Regions from separate parts of the Homo sapiens genome. Here region 1 is linked to region 2. The links are chromatin loops, found by intact Hi-C in ENCODE. Cell type or tissue: natural killer cell. All regions are shown on one strand. Each heading gives the region's core, and the rest is flanking DNA. Links, peaks and the distances in the headings are about the cores only.

Region 1 (5,384 bases), core at 172-5,171, 860 kb before region 2:
GTAGATGAGATAGTCTTATATTGGAAGAAGATGCCATCTAGGACTTTCATAGCTAGAGAGAAATGAATCCCTGGTTTCAAAGCTTTAAAGGACAGGCTGACTTTCTCGTTGGGGTCTAATGCAGCCAGCAACTTGAAGTTGAAGCCAATGCTCATTTACCATTATGAAAATCCTGGCCGGGTGCAGTGGCTCATGCCTGTAATCCCAGCACTTTGGGAGGCCGAGGTGGGTGGATCACTTGAGGTCAGGAGGTCGAGACCAGCCTGACCAATGTGGGGAAACCCTGTCTCTATTAAAAATACAAAATTAGCCACGTGTGGTGGTGGGTGCCTGTAATCCCAGCTACTTGGGATTACAGGCAGAGGCAGGAGAATGCTTGAACCAGGGAGGTGGAGGTTGCAGTGAGCCGAGATGGTGCCATTGCACTCCAGTGTGACAGAGTGAGACTCTGTCTTAAAAAAAAAAAAAAAATCCTAAGGCCCCTAAGAATTATGCTAAATCTATTCTGCCTGTTTTCTGTAAGTGGAACAACAAAGCCTGGATGACAGCACCCCTGTTTACAGCATTATTTACTCAATATTTTAAACCCATTCTTGAGAATTACTGCTCAGAAAAAAGATTCCTTTGAAAATATTACTGCTCATTGGCAATGCACCTGGTCACCTGTGAGCTCTGATGGGCTTGTATAAGAATATGTATTAATATTGTTTTCATGTCTGCTAACACATCATCCATTCTGCAGTCCATGGGTCAAGGAGTCATTTCGACTTTCGAGTCTTATCATTTAAGAAATATACTTTGTAAGGTATAGCTGCCATAGATAATGATTCCTCTGATGGATCTGGGCAAAGTAAATTGAAAAACTTCTGGAAAGAACTCATCATTCTAGATACCATTAAGAACATTCGTGATTCATGGGAGGAGGTCAGTATATCAATATTAATAGGAATTTGGAAGAAGTTGATTCCAGTCCTCCTGGATGACGTTGAAGAGTTCAAGACTTCAGTGGTGGAAGTAGCTGCAGATGTGGAAATAGCAAGGTAACTAGAATGAGAAATGAAGCTTGAAGAAGTAATTGAATTGCTGCAATCTCATTATAAAACTTTAACAGATGAGGAGTTGCTTCTTGATGATAAACAAAGAAAGCGGTTCCTTGAGATGAAATCTATTCCTGGTGGGGAGGCTGTGAACATTGTTGAAATGACAATAAAGGATTTAGAATATTACATACACTTAGTTGATTAAAGCAGTGGCAGCATTTGAGAGGATTGACTCCGATTTTGAAAGTAGTTTTGCTGTGGGTAAATGTTATCAAATAGCATCACCTGTGACAGAAATCCTTCATTAAAGGGAAAATCCACTGATGCCACAGACTTCACTGTCTTTAAGAAATTGCCACAGCCACCTCAACCTTCTGCAACCACCACCCTGATCAGTCAGCAGCCATCAACATTAAGCAAGACCCTCCACCAGCAAAAAGACTCACCGAATGCGCAGATGATTGTTACCACTTTTTAGCAATAAAGTATTTGTTAGTTAACGTAAATCCATTTTTTTAGACATAATGCTATTTCACACTTAATAGACTACAGTATCATGTAAACATAACTGTATATGAATTAGGAAACAAAAAAATTTGTGTGACTCGCTTTATTGTGGTATTTGCTTTATTTCAGTTGTCTGGAATTAAACCCACCGTATCTCCAGGGTATGCCTGTATATGAAATGTTGAAATCTTGGCCCTCGCATGACTTCTTTCATATTCAATAAATGTACCCCCAATTAAATATGATGCCTATCTTCCAATCTGTGCCTTCACTAATCCTAGAGAGATGGAGATAATCACTGGAGGGCTGGCGGCTGCAGGGGTCACCTGAGGCAAGGGATGGGAGATGGCACGGGGAACTTTGCGTGATCTCTGCAAGTTCTGCCGTCTTGGAGACAATTGGATGGTTTTTTACCTTATGGCTTTCAGATTCTAAGCTCTCAAAAAGTTATTGCTTGACAGTCACATTTAGAAAATTTACGTATATCCTTAAGTCTGAATATTCTAATTAGTTTTTTCAGTCTAGTGGAATTATTAGAGGATAGCAAGTTTGAATTGCTGACAATGCATACTCGGTAAGCACCAAGTTATTTTCAGAAACATATGAACGTTGCAAAACATTTGCATTTTTTTCTTGGGCCTGTAAAACTTGGTATTATGCCTACTCAGTCTGTAAGCATACTTTACTTATCTGTATGCTCATTTGTTCAACACATTTATTGAGTGCCTACTATATCCCAGGTACTATGCTACATGGTGGGGACACAGTGGTGAAACACATGCTGTCTTTTTTGCCGTAGCCTTTACATTTTAGCGAGGGATGCCAAATAATCTTGTCTACCAATGCTAAATTAATAAGTCCTGTTATTTACCTAGAGTACAGCAGGGGGCAGATGAAGCCCATCTTTCAAAATCATTTGTGGTAGCTCAGCATATCTGATGTAGCTGATTGTAATTGTTACTTAGTCCAGCTTTCAAAGGAAACTAGGATCTGGTTTTGCATTTATGCTCATTCATTATCTCATTTTAGGTATCCCTGGGATCAAATCTGGGGAAAAACAATGAACTGCAGGTACATTTCATCTTTCAGAGTAAATATTTTTCTGAAACAGTTGCTAGGAGAGGTTGCTAAATAAAATAATTCTACTCTGTTTTTTTTTTTTTTTTTTTTTTTTGAGACAGGATCTCACTCCATCACCCAGGTTGGAGTGTAGTGGCGCAATCTCAGCTCACTGCAACCTCTGCCTCCCAGGTTCAAATGATTCTCCAGCCTCAGCCTCCTGAGTAGCTGGGACTACAGGTGTTTTATATTTTTTAGTAGAGATGGGGATTTCACCATGTTGGCCAGGCTTGTCTTGAACTCCTGACCTCAAGTGATCTGCCCGCCTCAGTTTCCCAAAGTGCTGGGATTACAGGTGTGAGCCACCGCAGCCTGGCCTACTCTGATTCTTTTCAAAAATAAAGACTATTAAATTGGTTTAATATTAATTTAATACTTTACATAAGTCTAAATTTTTATTTAGGTGTTCGCTTAAATTGAACTGCAGCCACATTTTTATTGTTGCTAAGAGTATGGATAAAGAAACCATCATTCTCATTAGCAAATCTTTCGTCTGTTTCAGCAATAAGAGCCCCCCCCAATACATTCTCAGACTTTGAGTGAATAAGGGGAAATTTTCAGAAACAGAGAGAAAGTAAAGGTGTGTGTGTGTGTGTGTGTGTGTGTGTGTGTGTTTTATATATTGTTATGTCCACAAGAATTTTGTCTGCGTGATGTTTGAAGGGGCAGGAGAGAGGAAGGTCCTGGGGATGCTGGTCTTGCATTTTGGGCAGAGACCTCAGAAGAATATTTCTAATTTTGGACTTTTTAATGCTATGTTAGATTTGCTGGGTGCTTTAAAGCAGTATTTATTTGAGGTATGAAGCTAGATGTTTGAATTTCTTTTGTGAAGGAAAATCTGAGCTAGAGAGAGAAGTCACCTAAGCAAACACCTTTTGTTAACCAGTGTCCTGCTGGGTCTTTTTTTAATCTAAGGTTTCCCTGGCCCTGCTGTTCTATTACTCTCTTAGAAACAATCACAAGAAAACTGTGCTTACTCTCTCAGATTATGACGTCGTAGGGAGCTAGTGGATGAGTACATGTGGAAGGTGAGGTTAAATCAATTTCTAGTGGATCTGGGATCCAGTCACATCTTGTTATTCTATCAAATTATTTATCTTCCCCACTACCTAGTCAGTTCTGTGGAACAGGGTCATTTTTCTTTTGCTCACCATTGACTTTCCTATGTCCATTATGTTTTCCATATACCAGTGCTTTAAGATCATAAATAACAGCCCTCCCATTGACCTCATTAAAAAAGTCTAGAGAGATTAAGAAACATGGATAACACCCGGCACGATTTATTTGGTAATTGTGTTTGAGTAGTGTGTGTGTGTGTGTGTGTGTGTGTGTGTGAGAGAGAGAGAGAGAGCGAGAGAGATTTCCGAGAGTTTTCCAATCATCTGTTCCTGATCCACCTATGAATGCGTTGAAATGAGGAGGTACCAAGTAGGAATAGCTAAGGGACTCTTTGGAATGCCTTCTAACTTGACCATCTAACATTGCAGATTGTTTGAATTAAAAGGCCCCTACCTTGCCCCAGCCATCAAATTCAATATTCCTGAAGGGAAGTCACCCATATTTTATTGGAACAGCCACTAAATCTTGAGGCAACTACTCCCTTATTACACAAGTCTCGTTTCTTTTTCTTTTTGGGGACAAAGGAGAGATGTTTTTTTTTGAGACTGACTTTCGCTCTTGTTGCCCAGGCTGGAGTGCAATGGCGCGATCTCCGCTCACTGAAACCTCCGCCTCCCCAGTTCAATTGATTCTCCTGCCTCAGCCTCCTGAGCAGCTGAGATTACAGGCATGTGCCACCACGCTTAGCTAATTTTTTTTTTTTTTTTTAGACGGAGTCTAGCTCTGTCGCCCAGGCTGGAGTGCAGTGGTGCAATCTAGGCTCACTGCAAGCTCTGCCTCCTGGGTTCACACCATTCTCCTGCCTTAGCCTCCGGAGTAGCTGGGACTACAGGTGCCTGCCACCACGCCCAGCTAATTTTTTGTATTTTTAGCAGAGACGGGGTTTCACTGTGTTAGACAGGATAGTCTCGATCTCCTGACCTCGTGATCCGCCTGCCTCAGCCACCCAAAGTGCTGGGATTTTAGGCGTGAGCCACCGCGCCCGGCAGATTTTTGTATTTTAGTAGAGACGAAGTTTCTCTATGTTGGCCAGGCTGGTCTCCAACTCCTGATCTCAGGTGATCTGCCTGAGATCAGTGACTTAAATAAATTTAGTGACTCGGCCTCCCAAAGCGCTGGGATTACAGGCGTGAGCCACTGCGCCCGGCCAAGGGGGAGATGTTTTAAAACTATTTCAGAAGTCAGAAAATAGTGTAATGACATTCATATGCCCACTGTCTAATAATTAATAAGTACTAATGTTTTGTCCTTTCAGCCTCAGCTACGCATCGCTGGGAAATAATTATTCATGGGTCTCCTACCGTTTTGTGCATCTGTGAGCGAAATACCGACTGTCCCTTATCCTGGACTATCTTTTCAAGGTTGTTAGTGTAGTAAATAACTTTGGAAGATGGAGACAGTGTTTCTCTTCAGAGTAAAGGGTAGGTTTGCTTACAACCTTGGAAGATAACAGTGTCTCTTTCTGGAGTGAAGAGTAGTTATGCTTCATGCTTATTATGAAACAGTCAGATTCCTAAGCTCAGGATGCCTCTCCTGTAATCCATCCTTCTGTGTGTGCAGGTGTCAGCTGTCTCTCTTCACATCGGCCTGGGGAGATAG
Region 2 (5,384 bases), core at 160-5,159:
TTCTGCTTTATAAGAGCTGGGTTAGGGAAAAAAAAAAAAACTGTCTTGGCACAATTTTTTAAATGGTATTTTCAAATCACAGAGGGGATTTACCATTTCCTCACAAGCTAAAATGCCTTTAGGATGTGTGTTTAACTGCATTCTCACCCCATCGTGTGCTGCACAGGACTTACAAGCCCCAGTGGAGAATCTGGGGCCAGTTTTATCATTAAATAAACTCTGGAATGCCCCAGGCAGGGTCGTTAACTTGTCTCCACTACAGACTATATGTCCAAATAGCCACCTCCCTTCTGTGGGTTCCCACAGGGCGCTGGGTGTGCTCCATAGCCCGACCCCCTGACATAAGGGGACAATTGGGCCATTATATTTGGACCAAGATCAAGCAGCCAGCTCAGTTCAGCTCTGTACACAGGGATGAAAAAAAAGAGCACCAAATATAGACCACTGGACAATTTATTTGTCTTAAGAGTGTTTAAGACACACAAGCAAACCCCGGCAGGCTATCAATGGTCAGCTTTGTGCAATAACCACGCAAACCTAAAGAGTATTCTATGTGGATACCATTTAAAAACTGTATGGTGGGTCACACCACATAGGTGGCCTTGGCAAGGGTCTCACTCTTTGCATCCGTAACAACCCTGGAGACTAAGAACCCACCCCAACACCCTTATCCACATTGTGTTTTTAAAGATTTGTATCATTGTCTTGCTCAAAATATCAGTTTGAAATCCCCATTTTTTCCCAAAAATAAAATATTAGAATGAATGAGACTCTCAAAACTTCCAAAAACTCTTCTTATCCAAATCTCTAATTTTTAGAAGAGGAAACTAGCATCAGCAAAGTTTATACTCACCAGTTAAGCCAGCTTTATTAGAATTCTATTAGGTTGGTACAAAATTAATTGCAGTCTTTGCCATTACTTTTAATCAACTATCAACTATCAACTCACTGTCCAATATTTTTTTAGCCTAGGTTACAATAAGAAATCAGCAAAACTGTTGACTGCCACTGAAGCACATACCTGTGTGCTCACAAGCCCGTCAGAAAACAGAAAAAGAAAAAGAAAAAAAAAAAACAAAGGAAGAAAGAAGGAAGGGAGAGAGGGAAAGACTTAAAGCCTGGTTTTCTCATTCATCATTTATAGCAGTGGTCCCCAACCTTTTCGGCCCCAGGGACTGGTTTTATAGAAGACAATTTTTCCACAAAGGGAGGGTGGGTATGGTTTTGGGATGAAACTGTTCCATCTCAGATCATCAGGCATTGGATTCTCATACAGAGCACACAATCTAGGTCCCTCGCATGCGCAGTTCACGATAAGGTTCCCCCTCCTGTGAGAATCTAATGCCGCCACTGATTTGACAGGAAGTGGAGCTCAGGTGGTAATCCTCACTCACCTGCCACTCACCTCCTGCTGTGTGGCCCAGTTCCTAACAGGCCACAGATCAGTATCAGTTCATGGTCCAAGGATTGGAGGCCCCTGATTTATAGTATGTCATTTGGATAGCAATGCTGCGAAGAGTTCCCCTCCACCTCCCAGAACCACCCTCTCCACTCTATCAAATCACATTCTATTACATTCATTCATCCATAATTTCCAAGGATTTCAACTAGCTGGTCTGGTGCCTCACTCTCTTCTGGAGAGGTAACTGTGCCATCCTTCCATGTCGTTCAGCACTGTGTATTGCACAAAGGGACTCCTGGGGACAGTGTCTTAACCCACAGCAGGAGAAGGCCTCCACTGCCATGCCAAGCTTTGAAGTCCTGGATCATTGCAAGGGTGAAGTCTCCAAGAAAAGGAAGCTGCTGATGGTCAGAAGAATAGAGTGGGGTGTGAATAAGTATAAAGGTTGCATGAGTGACAACTGTGAGCCTCTCTTGAAGACCAGTGTCTAAGCGATAGAAATCTGGACTAGAGGGGAAAAAAAAAAAAGCAAACCCATACATCCATACAAGCACAGGAAAAGATTGTAAGATCATTCAGCTTTGTGTTCCAACACTGTCATGGAGCTAAGCAAAGATGGAAGAAAGGACCTCAAAGCACCTCTCCCCTCCAGGAAGGGATGGCTGCCACCCGGTGTTGACAGAGCTGACTAGGGAGTTCCAAAGCCAGGAAGACTCAAAGAGGGTTGCAGAGTGTTTTTGTTCAAGCTGCTCCATCCACTTCAGCTTATTCTACCCAGCGTCCAGAGATAGGCCATATCCAATCAGCCCATGATCTAAGCCAGGTTTAAGGTGGCCGCAGCCCACAAGGGCCCAGTGGTAGCAGAATCCGCCACGCAGCAACCTTCCACTGTTTCCTCTGTGCTGAGATCCCCTTATCCCCTTGACTCAGCCCCACCAATGAGCCCCCACCTTTCCTCTTTCTTTCTTGTAGCCTCTAGCAGACACTGCGCCTGCAAGATAAAGAAGGGAAACGCTCTTGACCAGGAGAAGGGACACCTAGTCTAAGCTTCTTCCCTAATCAGCTGAGAACCAGAACAAATTCCTTAACTACTCTGACCTCTATCAAATGGCTCCTCATCTGTCAAGTTGGGATAAAAACCAGGAAGCAGAATACTTAACTGGTTAAGTGAGCAGCTCTGGGGCCAGAGAAACTTGAGTCTAAATGGCAGCTCAGCTGCTTCCTAGGTGGGTAAACTTGGATAAGTTTCTCGACCTCCCTATGCTTCAATTTCCTCTTCTTGCAAAATGAGGGTAACAAAACTGTTGTGTCCATGAATTGAGACAGTGTACAGGAGGGTTAAATGTGATAAGAGAACCTAAAGGCATTAGCATGGTACCTGGTGCGAAGTGAAATCACAATAAATGTTAACCATTTGCACTGCCATCATCACTGTCCTCTACCAAAGTGACAAAACAGTGTTGACATCTCCCTGAAAGGAATCAGGCGCTACGCATATTATTATCCTTAACACATGGCATCTGGTTTGTCAGTTCCTTCAGCCTGTTTCACTAGATGTGACTACGGGCAAGTGTAGATTTTTTTCACTTTGGAGAATTAATAGGATCTGAGAAACTGACATTTTCGCCCTCAATTCTCAATGAATTTAGAACAAAAGAAACCTGCAAAGCTCAGATAAACGTGAAAGAAAAATCACCAAGCACTGCTCTAACTTCTTTGAATCTTGTGCATCTCCTAGTGGTGATCTTTCAGAATAACTCTGAAAGCCCATTCAGAGTTACTGACCCAGTAAGGAAGAAACTGTGGAGAAGTTATTCAGACTTCTACGGTAGTCCGGGCCCAACGCACCAAGACATTTCACTATTAAAGGGACAGAGAGTAAGTCTCACTTCTCTCCAAAGAAGTCTCAGGGAAATTGAGGGCCAGGGAACTTTTTTTTTTTTTTTTTTTTTGGCAGAGTCACTTTATTGCCCAGGCTGGAGTGCAATGGCACGATCTCAGCTCACTGCAGCCTCCACCTCCTGGGTTAGAGCAATTCTCATGCCTCAGCTTCCCAAGTAGCTGGGACTACAGGCGTGTACCACCATGCCTGGCTATTTTTTGTATTTTTAGTAAAGATGGGGTTTTGCCATGTTGGCCAAGCTTTTCTCAAATTCCTGGCCTCAAGTGATCCACCTACCTTGGCCTCCCAAAGTGCTGGGATTATACATGTGAGCCACCACACCTGGCCAAGAGCCAGCAAACTCTTACCTCCAGCCTTCTGAGTACAAGAGCCACAAGACATGTTTTGCGTGCCCCCCCCCAAAAAAAATTGCAAGAAAACATCATTAACTAGCAAATCTCTAGTTTTGCTAGTTTTCCCTTTTGCTGTCTCCTGCCCTAATCCACCCCATCTCCAGCCCCAAGACAAAGCAGCAGCCGACAGGGCTGTATCTACCCCACACCGCCCCAAACCCGGGGACTCCTTGGCCTTTTAAGTGTGTCCCACAAGGTACCAAAGCCTGCAGAATAAAATGAGGGCCACGCGAAGGACCTGGACTGTGGAATCAGCCAGACCCTGCCACTCCCTGACTGTGACCTTGGGAAAGTCGTTTCATATTTCTAAGCCTCGGGATTCTCCTCCAAAATGGAGATGCTATCCACTTTGTAGGGCAGTTGTAAAGAATGCACAACAATAGTCACAGAAGTGCCTAACTGTGTGTCAGGCACATAACAGGCCCTCAGCCTATATGTTCCATCCCCAGACCTCTTCCCAGGCTTGCTCAGAGCCCTGTGAGACATTAACTCTGAAAGAGCTAAGAGACTAGCCTACAACATGGGGCCCCCTGCAAGTGGTATTTCCTAAGAGGGCACTGTCTCTAAACAAAGATCCATATAGTGCCTTCCGGTCTCTATCCCATCCACACTGCATAAAGATGTCCTTGGCAGTGTTAGCAATTTTGTTTGATAGCAACGATAGCTAAGTGATTATATAAATTACCATAAACTCACAAGATAGACTATTATGCAGCCATTGAAATGTTTATAAAGAACTTGCTATAACATGGAAAGTGTTTATGCTATAACAGAGTTCAAAAAGCAGAGGAAAAACCTGCACATACACTATAATGACAACTTTGTTAACTATGCGAAGACAGGATCCTGGCAAGAAATATAAGACGCTATTAACTGTAGAATTCTCTAGGTGGTAATACTTGGATAAAATTTTTTCTATGTATTTTAAATTTTCAAAAATTTCTCTAATTGCCATATATTAATTTCATAGTCAAAAATAAGAAAATAAAATGTGTTGGGGTTTTCAATTCCTTGCTGAATTACCAGGACCAATGATTTGAAGCAAGAGGGATTGGGCAGATCTAGTAAACCATAATGGCTATGTGTTTGTTTGTTTGTTTGTTTGTTTAATTTTATTTTATTTTAGATTCGGGGGTACCTGTGCCTGTTTATTACATGGGTATATTGCATCTGGTAGAGATTGGGCTTCTAATGTACCCATTACCCAAATAGCAAACATTGTACCCAATAGGTAGTTTTTCAACCCTTTTAATGGCTATTTGAGTGGAAAAAATTTATACCAACAACTTATTGGAGAATACGACGTGCCCGGAAAGCACAAGTATTCAAAAGTGATCCACTGGTAACTGTGCAAGGAATAAAACTTATGTTATTTCTCTACAATAATTTAATTTCTAATTCAAATTACTTCCTAATTATGCCAGATGGTAGAAACTAGATCTTTGTCAATTCACGGTCCCTTCACACCTTTTCTTTCAAATGTCATCTAAACTACAGGAAGCTTACGTAGTGACAAAGCAGTGTTTGAAGGTAGAGGAGGGGTGCAGAGGCAGGGACAGGGGCGGCATCTGCTCTTAGCTGGCCTCACACAGCCCAGCTGGTGTCCCTGAGATACCCCATTCACGTCCAACAGGAGTCATTGATCCACACAGACAGTGTCACAGCTGGTCCTCCAACCACAAGGTCA

Evidence for each region. Peaks named below come from ENCODE experiments on the same cell type or tissue, not always from the same donor. Only the 100,000 strongest peaks of a DNase experiment are listed, where the experiment ranks them.
Region 1: a loop joins it to region 2, with 6 times the contacts of the local background. A loop is called at or near these places in 6 of 110 quality-filtered maps.

What each region holds. Positions count from the first base shown.
Region 1 is chr2:38,271,864-38,277,247 of GRCh38, reverse strand. LOC105374467 (a long non-coding RNA gene) reads left to right here and starts at 5,045. Exons shown (of 3, transcript XR_939973.1): 1 at 5,045-5,206; 2 at 5,346-5,384. RefSeq lists an enhancer at 1-197. In natural killer cell, for the core only: CTCF peaks have their summits at 2,222 and 2,425 (motif pointing right); a DNase peak (open chromatin) is centred at 2,437.
Region 2 is chr2:37,412,358-37,417,741 of GRCh38, reverse strand. No RefSeq gene overlaps it. Among named protein-coding and RNA genes, the nearest start is that of QPCT, 70 kb to the right of the region's middle. RefSeq lists an enhancer at 1-1,015. In natural killer cell, for the core only: a CTCF peak has its summit at 3,110; a DNase peak (open chromatin) is centred at 3,131.